Regions from separate parts of the Homo sapiens genome. Here region 1 is linked to region 2. Evidence: chromatin loops called from intact Hi-C (ENCODE). Cell type or tissue: endothelial cell of umbilical vein. All regions are shown on one strand. Each heading gives the region's core, and the rest is flanking DNA. Links, peaks and the distances in the headings are about the cores only. Region 1 has its middle 45 kb from the start of SERTAD2. Region 2 holds the start of LOC105374777 (a long non-coding RNA gene).

Region 1 (5,385 bases), core at 198-5,197, 69 kb before region 2:
TTCCTCACTTCTTACCCACATCTTTTTCAATAGGACCATTTCCTAGCACTCCATCCCACCTGCCTGTTTATCTGAATCTCATTCATCTATTTGTTCCAATGGAGATTTACTAAGTACCTACTAGGAGGTAGCCTAGTGTGGTGATTAATAGCTTGGAATTTGTTCCAGGCTGCCTGGGGTCCAAATTCTTACTAGCTTGTGGCCTTAGACAAAGTACTTAACCTTTCTATGCCTTAGTTAAATGGACGAAACAGTATCTCCCTCATAGAGTTGTTGTGAGGGTATTTGAAGGAGATACTTCCTGGTGGAGAGGAAGATCTATAGAATGCTTAATGCTAATACTAATAATAGTGCCAAGCACTATCATAAATATTGGACAAAAATGAATAAGATACAGGAATAAGATACAGCCCCTTCCCTCAAGGAGGTTACAACCCAGTACAGGACACACAACAAGAAGATTTTTTTTTTCCAAATATTTGATAAATATTCAGATAATCATTGTAAGAAAACATTTACTGTGCACTAAATAACATTCTCTGTCACTTAATCCTAGTGACACAGTTAGAGACTACTGTTATATCCAGGTTACAAATAACAAAACTGAGTACTTGAAGGTTTACACAATTACCCAAAGTCATTCAGCTGCTATATAGCTGGGATCTAAACCCAGGTAGCCTAATTCCAGAGAAATAGAGATTTACTGGCTCACCATAGCATAATGGTTAAAAGCATAAGCTCTGGAATCACAAAAGAAAACACCATTAATTCTCCCTACTAAGGCCAAGGAAGAGATAACATTTGGGTTACGCTTAAAGGAGGAATAAAATTTCACCATGCAGAAACAGGGAGAAGCAACCACAAAATGATGTAATTAAGGATGGGGAAATAAAATGGCAAAGTGTGTGTATTTAGGATACTGAGACTTTTTTTGATGAGGTTATAACATAAAATGTACTTGAGGAGAGAGGGAGAGGATGAAGCAGAAGTCAGTTGGGGTCATTTCTGGCACAGCCTTCATACGAGTGTAAATTCTATCCTGAATACTTTCCAAACCTTTTCACATCAGGGCATACAAAAATAAAACATTTGTACAGCATACTGCAGGAAATGAACCCACCTGTTTGCTGCTGGAGCCCACAGGTGACCAGCGCAGCCAGGATCTATTGCCCGCTCTCCCCTAAGGGCCGAGGGGATTGGATATGGGGTGTGAAATAGAGAGCTGGGATTCCAGTTTAGATGATTAAGGGATGGAGAGAGATGCCGTGACAGGAAATAGAGAATTTAGAAGGGTAAGCTGGGAAAACAGAACAAGTTTAATTCAGGATATGCTGTCAGGGGCCTGCAAGACAATTAGGAGAGAACTTTGTAATACCTTACCAGAGATCAGGAGAAAAATCCTACCATTATCTGACTCATCAACCCACACTTTCCAAAATCCTTGCTTTCTTACCTTAATTAATTATTACCCCAGTGTTGTGTTCAAGCCATATGTCCAATGTCTTTTGGATCCATGAAAAAGAAGATTGAATATTTTTTGGGAAATGTGTTTATAAATATGGGGAGAAAGTAGAAGGATTAGAAGGAGAGGGGGTGAAAATGACTTGCATTTTTAGAAAAGGTGACAAGTGCGGCTTTTGATATATCTTTATAAGAGCACAGCCTACAAAATGGTTCTAAAAAGTTAAGGGGAATAGTTTGTAGCCAAACAATTAAATTCACTGGGTATTAGGGAAGGTACAATGCAATTGTGCAACACTGGAATTTGACCAGGTCATTAGGGTCAAGTAGTTAAATGTAGAAGGTACTTCTGATTACCTAGAATATGAAAACGTCTGTTTTCCTATGCATTAAAGGAAAACTTCTAAATCACACTGTCTTTCATTTCTCTTGTCCCTTAATTCTGAATGTAACCAATGATACTTAAGTGGTACAACTGGAGGGGAGAAAAGATAATACTCCCAAAATACAGATGAGAAAATGTTTTAATTAGTGATTTTGAAGTAGTTAATGTGTGTTAACAACTGTGGTTCTATAAAAAGAAACCATGCGGAGAATATACCAACATTTAGTTTATGTTTTCACAAGTATATGCTGACTGTCTCATTATTAAGTACACAGAGCTCAAAAAAAACCAGTGCTACAGAGAGTGTACACTAACTGTTAAACATTGTAGAAGAGGTTGAGAGATACTGGCTAATGACTACCATAAAAGGAGTAGATGACTAAGAACAGAGAGGATGTGTGACTAAAAAGTCCCTCTATGGTTCTTTGAAAATTCCCTGAATAACTAGGCATGCCAAATGTGGTCTGTCATAAAATTATTTGATGCTAAACTCTGTAGTTAGACGACAAATATACGCTGTGTCCAAAGGAGAAAGTCTTTGTATAGACCATTTAATTGCAAAGTGCCAAGACAAATCAAGACCATTAATAAGTGAAAGTGTTAATCAAATTAAAGTGTGACCCAGAGTTCAAACACTCCTGGGCTAGATTGGGCTCACTCTACAGACTCATTCAATTTTTAGGGGGCATGACCACTGTGCAGCGGCCAGGCACTTTGGGCCACCACTGCTCCTTTCTACTCCTGAAAATGTACAGGAAGTATTGCTTCTCACAGATCCTTGAACACTGTAGAGTAATACTAGCTGGCACATCACAGCCTATCTCTAGTAAATCAACCTTTTCACCCCAAAGGCTTACTTACCACAGCTATACCAAAACTGCAGATATTAAAAAAAAAATCCCAGTACACATTTGGAAATGTATCATAATTCCCCTACACATACAACCGTCTCTGAATATGCTAATTGGAACAACCGATTTTCTTTAAAAATGTTACTTTTCCCTCAAGTAATAACTCCAAATTATTATAATAATGGTAATAGTTACTACTGTTACGTAAAAACATCATTTGATCCTTAAACTCATGAGGTAGGTTTCAGATGGGGAGACATATGCAAGGTCATATCCTTTAAGATCAGACTGGAAGCCAGGCACAGTGGTGTGCCCCTGAAATTCCAACTGCTCAGGAGGCTGAAGTACCAGGATCGCTTGAGCCCAGAGAGGCAACACAGTAAGATCCTGACAAGGTCTCGCTCTGGGTCCCCACACAAATCTCATCTTGAATTGTAATCCAAATTGTAATCCCCATGCACTGGGGGAGGGACCTCGTAGGAGGTGACTAGATGATGGAGGCAGTCCCCCCATGCTGTTCTCATGATAGCGAAGTGAGTCCTCACAAGATCTGATGGTTTTATAAGGGGTTTTTCCCACTTTGCTCGCACTTCTCCTTGCTGCCACCATGTGAAGAAGGACGAGTTTGCATCCCGTCCGCCATAATTGTAAGTTTCCTGAGGCCTCCTCAGCCATGCTGAACTGTGAGTCAATTAAGCCTCTTTCCTTTATAAATTACCCAGTCTCAGGTATGTCTTTATCAGCAGCGTTGAGAATGGACTAATACAGATCTCATCTCATATCAAAAAAACAAACAAACATCAGATTGAAACCCAAGTTTGTCTAACTTCAAAACCCATGTTTGTTTCACTACACTACATTGTTTCTTGATACTCTTCTGTTTGCTAAAATACATATTACAGACATTCATGGGAGAAAATATATTGAGTAACTAGTGACTCAAATGGGGAAACAGTTTTGAATGACTACAGGACTGTCTTGTAAAACACAGCAATGACTTTTTATGCCATGTGATTGAGGTTTTTTTTTTTTTTTTTTAGTTTTAGTTTTGGCTTTCCTAGTGTATGCCTGTTATGTATCCCTCTAGACATGTCTAGAATACTATATCAAATTTCACTAATATACAGTCCTTTAGTAAAATGTATACCCTCACCATGTGTGAATCCTGCATATTTAAGAATCCATATTCCACGTATACAATGAAAAATAAGCAAATCTTTACTCATCTTTAGAGCTTTCTTGCTTTTCTTTCTTTCTTTCTCTCTCTCTCTCTCTCTCTCTCTCTCTCCCTCTCTCTCTCTCTCTCTCTCTCTTTCTTTCTTTCTTTCTTTCTTTCGAGACGAAGTCTCTCTCATCCCCCAGGCTGGAGTGCAATGGCGTGATCTCAGCTCACTGCAACCTCTGCCTCCCGGGTTCAAGTGATTCTCCTGCCTCAGCCTCTCGAGTAGCTGGGATTACAGGCACCGGCCACCATGCCCGGTTAATTTTTATATTTTTTAGTAAAGACGGGGTTTCACTATGTCAGCCAGGCTGGTCTCGAACTCCTGATCTCAGGTGATTCTCTCACCTCGGCCTCCCAAAGTGCTGGGATTACAGGCTTGAGCCACCGCAGCCGGCCCCACAGCCTTCTTTAATTCAAGATAATTGATTGAAAAATAAAGAATGAAGCTTACTTTCCTTATTGGTATTTTAATAAATCCTTACTGGTATTTTAATAATCCCATGTACAATGAAGAACAGATTTTATAAAAAGTTTAATTTTCTGAAATGATAAATTGTAAAATGGCACTTTGTTCCCCTAAAAGAATACAGTCAAATATTAAAAATATATACCATAATCACAGGGGATATTTATTTCTCTTGTTGCATCTATTCCCCTTCTTTCACAACCTCACCATTCTTTTCTTTGAGAACCACCTCTCCCTTTTTTCTCAGTCTGGATGACTTAATTCTCGGCACCAGGGATGGGCACATGGCCTAGGCCTGGCCAGTCAGTGCATTTCATCCCCTTTGCCACAGTGGTTGGTTCACAGGTGCATACATATCCCAAGACAGGCCAATGAGATTCCACACCAAGATTTCCACACAAAATATTGGGAAGTGCCTTCTTTCTTTCTGGGATGCTAAAATGGTAAGACTATGGATTCTTGCTGTCTTTACTACCACATGGGAACAATGCATGTAAGAATGAAGACACTACAGGGGAAACCAATGAAGAAAAGTGGGAAAACAACATATTCCTGATATTATTTGAGCGGCAGCAAGTTCAGGGATGGGGAAGGTTGGTCTCACCAGCCTATCCCTGCTATGTGGCCTTACTGTGATGCAGGGCACCCAGCTCCCTTAACACCTTATTTCTAGTCTTCCTGCCAATGCTAGGAGCACCGGATACCATTTTTGTTTTTGTTTTTTTAAATAGACCACAATCAGTTTCTGTTTTTGTTTGTTTGTTTGTTTGTTTGTTTTTTGAGACGGAGTCTCGCTCCTCTTTTGCCCAGGCCGAAGTGCAGTGGCGCTATCTCGGCTCATGCAAGCTCCGCCTCCCGGATTCACGCCATTCTCCTGCCTCAGCCTCCCGAGTAGCTGGGACTACAGGCACCCGCCACCGTGCCCGGCTAATTTTTTTTGTATTTTTAGTAGAGACGGGGTTGCACCGTGTTAGCCAGATGGACTCGATCTCCTGACCTC
Region 2 (5,385 bases), core at 118-5,117:
TTGAGAGTGCTGAGGAAGAACAGTACGGAGGTTCCTCAAAAAACTAAAAACAGAACGACCATCTGACCCAGCAATCCCACTACTAGATATATACCCAAAATAAAGGAAATCAGTATCTCAGTGAGATATTTGCACTCCCATGTTTATTGCAGCACTATTCACAATAGCCAAAATTTGGAAGCAAAGTGAATGTCCATTAACAGATGAATGGATAAAGAAAATGTGGTACATATACACAATGGAGAAGTATTCAGCCATAAAAAAGAATGAGATCCTGTCATTTTCAACAACATGGATGGGGCTGGAAGACATCATGTTAAGTGAAATAAACCAGACAAAGAAAGACAAACTTCACATGTTCTTACTCAATTGTGGGAGCTAAAAATTAAAACAATTGAACTCATGAAGATAGAGAGTAGAATGATGGTTACCAGAGGCTGGGAAAGGTAGTCGGGGATGGCAGAAGTGGGGATGGCTAATGGGTACAAAACTAGAGTTAGAATGAATAAGCTCTGGTATTTGATAGCACAACAGGGTGATTACAGTCAACAATAATTCACTGCACGTTTAAAAATAACTAAGAGTATAATTGGAATGTTTCTTTTAGTATAAACTAAAAGAAAGTTAAGTGTTTGAGGTATACGCTATTTACCCTGATGTGATAAGTATGTATTGTTTGCCTGTATCAAAATATTTCATGTACTCCATAAAATATACACCTACTATGTACCCATAAAAAATTTTTAAAAAGCATGCTAAGGATGAAAGATTAGCTTTGTTTGTTTCCCAGTAAACTTCTCTAAAATAATAATCCCAAAACAGAACTTCTACAAATATTGAGTGTCTACTATGTACCCTCAGGCCTCCACAGACAAGCAAAAGAAGAAACTGAAGATTTCCCTCCAAAGATTAACTCACCTGTAAATTAAAGAGAGATCTGCCTGCCATATGTGCCTAAATTTAGAAAAAAAATTAAGGGTATTTTTAGTTAAAAAATTTTTAATAGATGATACATACTCAATTCCAAGATACAAAAGGATAGATCATGGAAAATAATTTTCTCTCCCATCCTAGCCTCTCAGTTACCTCCCAGAAGGCAAACATTGTTACAGGTTTCATATATATAATTTGAATATATATACAAGTTCATATATACCATGTATACTTATTTTTCTAAAGTAAATCATAGTAGTTTATATTGTTTCTGCACCTTTCTTTTTTCACTTAACAATATCTTGGAGATACTTCCCTATCAGTACATAAAGGGATTGTTTTAATCTTCTTCAAGGCCACATAACAGTTCATTATATAGATGTACCATGATTGTGGGACATTAATATTGTTTCTAACCTTTTGCTAGTACACACATTGCAACAACCAATGACTTCACATGTAAGTACTGCATCTGTAGCATAAACTTCTAGAAATGAAATGACTGGATCCAAGGGTAAGTGCAGTTGCCAAATTGTCTTTCATGAGGGTCCTGCCATCAAATGGGTGTTTTATAATGAATGCACTGTTAACAATTGCTATTGTGGTTGTTGTTTAAGTACTCATACAGTGGTAGGGCACAGTACTCTCCTCAGCAAAACCATGTAATAATGCTGTTTTTACAGACACCCCCACTTCATAGACTAGTTGTTAGCAAGAACAGTACATTGTATGCTACTCTACTTGAATTTTGTGGTTATAGAATAATTGGCATGGTAACCAAGCCATGGTTTAGTTAGGCTTTAAAAAACAAACCTATATCTATGTATGTATATCCAATCCTTTTTCTTAATAAATCTAAAAGGCAGTCGACTCTGGAGTATGTGGAGTTTAGAAAGTGAAACTGACTAGAAACCAAGATGAAAGATAATCAGGCTTCCTCTTCAGTGCTGACTGCAGCAGACCAACCAAATTATAAGAAATAAATTACCGTTAAAAAAATTCCCCGTTTTAATTACTGCAAATGTTAACGTGACTAGGTAAGAACTATTTTTAATCACCTATAATTACACGGTTAGTGTACAGCTAAAAGCACGAAGTCAGTATCCAAAAGCCACAATTAAAAAAAACAACAACACTAAGACAAACTTTGCTTTTGTTTGAAATGTGCAATATTTTTCCTTTACATGCTCTCTCTTCCCGAATAAATGCTACGTTTAGAATTGCTAGGGTTCCGCAGATACAGAAAGCCAGCTAGAAACATCCCTTCCCTGAATTCGATGGGCTTACGTCTTACCCAGCTTGAGCAAATTCTTGGCGAATATTTCATGAACTCACAAGAGACGAATTTGACATATTTAGAAGGGATGTAAAATAAAGTAGTGTAGGTTTTAAAGCTTTAGAAAATTGGGGAATTCCTTGGGCCAGAGAGAGATCATTAGACCTGCAATTCATACTTGGAATTACAAAGGGATACACAAAATTGAATTCTTTCCGATCATTGTGTATTAGCATCTCCCATTCTAGGTAGGATTTTTCGTTCACGATGAAGGCAAGGAGAGGGAGGGCCAGCTAGGTCCGCGGTCGGAGGAGTGTCTATAAATAGAAGGTGAAGTGTTCTAATACCGACAGGGTGCGTCATAGCGTCCCTCCCCCGAGCCGAAAGCGCCCAGGCAGCCCGCGGGAGCCACTGCGCGGCACCGGGACGCCCGCCCGGCTTCCCGCTCCCCGCCCTGGCCCGCGCCCCTCTCCCTCCTAGGAGCTGGAGACCTGCAGGCAGGGGCAGGGGACCCGGTCCTCTGCAGAACCCGAGCTCAGGGTTGCGTTAGACCCACTCCGGGGCGCACGGTCTTCAGCGGAGGGACGGCGGGGTGCGAAGGACCGAGGCGCCCCTGCTCGGGTGGCAGCCGATCGCCGCCTCCCGCATCCCCCGGCTGCCTCCCCCGTCCGGTCCTACCCTCCTCCCTGCCCGCGAAGGGAGAACAATAACCCGAGCGCGCCTGGGAAGCGGAGACACTGGGAGGCGGGCAGACAATGCGAGGGAGTTGCGAGGGGGCAGCCCCAGCGCACCGCGCGTTCTCGCTGTGTCCCAGCCGCGCCCGAGGGCTTGGCCTGGGGCAAGCGGGCCGCGGGGGCGCAGTAAGAGGCTACGTGGAAGATAATTTAGGTCTCTTGAAATCTAAAATCTCACAGCGTCTGTTCAAGGCCGGGGAGAATTTCCTCCAGTCTAGATAGAACATCAGCAGTTGGTTAAAATACACACAGACATGTGTGTATTTGGGTCCTTTTCTATTTTGGATCTGAATCTCTAAAGTCACTTTTGGAATTTCCATAAGCCTGTCTTTTTGTAAACAGATTTTTCTGGGATTCCCCCACCCCGACTCCTGTCTTGCGCTGCTTGTTCTTCCAGCTTGACCCTGTCCAGGTATCCCTCCCTCTCTCCCTCCCTCCTTCTTTTCCTCCTTCCCTCTCTCCCTACACACATACATTTGCCCCAGTTTGCACCTTTTTTTTTTTTTTTTTTTTTTTTGGTGCTGCAATTCTTTCTCCCTTTTGATTGGCGCTTTCTTTGGGTTCTTCTGCCCTTTTCGAAGTGCTGGTTTTATTTCCATCCCTCTCATAATTTGTTTTCTCCAATTCATTTCCTCTTTTTTTTTTTTGTCACAAGTAACTGTATCTGCATGATTTTTTCTTCCTACTGCCATAAGTTCTGTTCCCTTAAGGGCTCAAGCGTTCCTGGGGTAGGGAGGGGACAAGAGAATTTCATTGCATTTTATCTGAGGGAAATAATGTGTTGTAGTTCCACTTTCAGGGAGTCGGGGATACTGGGATTTTATACTTACATATGGGTCAAACCGTCTTAGCTGAATAAATCACAAACCTCTGTAATATCTAGGGTGCTTGGGTGCTTGCTTACAATAAAAAAGGCATGCAGGAAAAGCGGCGGTGGGGGGGGAAGTATTTTCAAATTAGGTCTCTAAATAGGGATTTTACAACATCCGTTTATTATTATTATCATATTATTATTATTTAGAAATGGGATCTCACCATGTTGCTCAGGCCGGTCTCCAACACCTGGCCTTAAGGGAGCCTCCCAACTTGGCCTCCCAAAAGTGCTGGTATTACAGGTGTGAGCCAGCATGCCACCCTCCACTTATCTTAAAGTAAAATTTTGATTATATAGTATGTGAAAGAGACTGGCATCTTTCATTCACCCATGAAGTGCCATCTCCTTGGTCTCATTTTTTTGCATTTGTCCTCATCTGCGGAATGTCTGGCCACTTTGCTGTTTCCTCTGGGTGTGGTTTAGAGTACAAAGTACAACCCTTTATCAACCAAGCAAATCAGAAATAGCTCCTAGATGTGGGACGTGAGAAAAAAATCAGGCAAAAGAATGGTTAACATTTTAACAAAAAGCATGCTGTTTGTGGCTGAAATATTTGGAGGTAAGAAGGTGTGTGAGTGGTCCCAGGGTGAGGGGGCGAGGTAGGAGTGGGGGTTGTGCAATTATGATAAATATCTAGGAGGCAGTTCTCTTTGCCAGGGCTGACCCCCAGGTTGGGCGGGGCCTGGACATAGCACAGATCACGTTTCTCCGCAAGTGATACCAGATAGAAATGAATGTGGTGCAGCCATGACAGAAAAACCTACAACCAGTGGCAGCAATGACAACATGCAGAGATGAGGAAGAGTTGTCCAGCTGAGGAGAGAGAAGTGCAGGGTAACTGACAGGTTTGTCTTTGTGGGTACCAGCTCTGTATCAGGAGCCCTTCCTCCATCCTGCCACCTCTTCTGCCTGCCTAAGTTACCAAACCTGCTTTCTGCCAGCCAGGACCTAGATTGAAGGGGAATCAAGAACAAGCTATAGGTCATGAGCAATCCTAGCCCCACATGCCAGCCTCACACCCTTCAAAACATTGTAAAGATTTGAGCATCCAAAAGTCAGGTTCTAGCCAGCAGGGTTAAGACTCTAAAATAATAATCATATTGTATCAGTATTGAAATTTATTTTATGCTAGGTACTCTGCTATGTGCTTTAACACAGTATCTCATTTAATCTATGTGCTTTAATCTCAGTATCTCATTTAGCAACAAGAGGACTTTGAGATATATATTAATACTCTTATTTTACACATGAGAAAACCAAAGCAGAGAGGAGTGATTAAGGGTTTATTTGCCTTTGGTCACAAGGCTAATGAGTAGTAGACCAGGACTCAAACCGCTGTCTAGCTCCAAAGCCTGTAATATGAACCCCTCTGAACAAGGAGGAGATAAAGGCCATTCCCAACCACGAGGACCTGAAAACTCATCATCTAGTGAGGGACAGTTGCAGTAGCTCTCTCTTATTTATCACTTAGGGACCCAGGTCTGTGTTTACAGAGGTCTACAATTCTGCAAAGAGAGCACTATGACAATCACCTTTGTTCCTTTGGAACTTGATTCAGGTCCTTTTAA

Evidence for each region. A loop is a pair of places that touch in the nucleus more often than their neighbours do. Peaks named below come from ENCODE experiments on the same cell type or tissue, not always from the same donor. Only the 100,000 strongest peaks of a DNase experiment are listed, where the experiment ranks them.
Region 1: it touches region 2 in a loop (2.0-fold over the local background); 7 of 110 quality-filtered maps call a loop at or near these places.

What each region holds. Positions count from the first base shown.
Region 1 is chr2:64,696,671-64,702,055 of GRCh38, forward strand. No RefSeq gene overlaps it. Among named protein-coding and RNA genes, the nearest start is that of SERTAD2, 45 kb to the left of the region's middle. RefSeq lists enhancers at 2,220-2,289, 3,367-3,426. In endothelial cell of umbilical vein, for the core only: no CTCF peak of the experiment used is centred there; a DNase peak (open chromatin) is centred at 2,251; H3K27ac peaks cover 1,460 bases.
Region 2 is chr2:64,765,346-64,770,730 of GRCh38, forward strand. It overlaps LOC105374777 (a long non-coding RNA gene), which reads right to left and starts at 2,852. Exons shown (of 6, transcript XR_940177.3): 1 at 2,701-2,852; 2 at 2,228-2,526; 3 at 919-954. RefSeq lists an enhancer at 2,292-3,137 and a silencer at 2,536-3,035. In endothelial cell of umbilical vein, for the core only: no CTCF peak of the experiment used is centred there; DNase peaks (open chromatin) are centred at 1,666, 2,556 and 2,906; H3K4me3 peaks cover 1,553 bases; H3K27ac peaks cover 2,073 bases.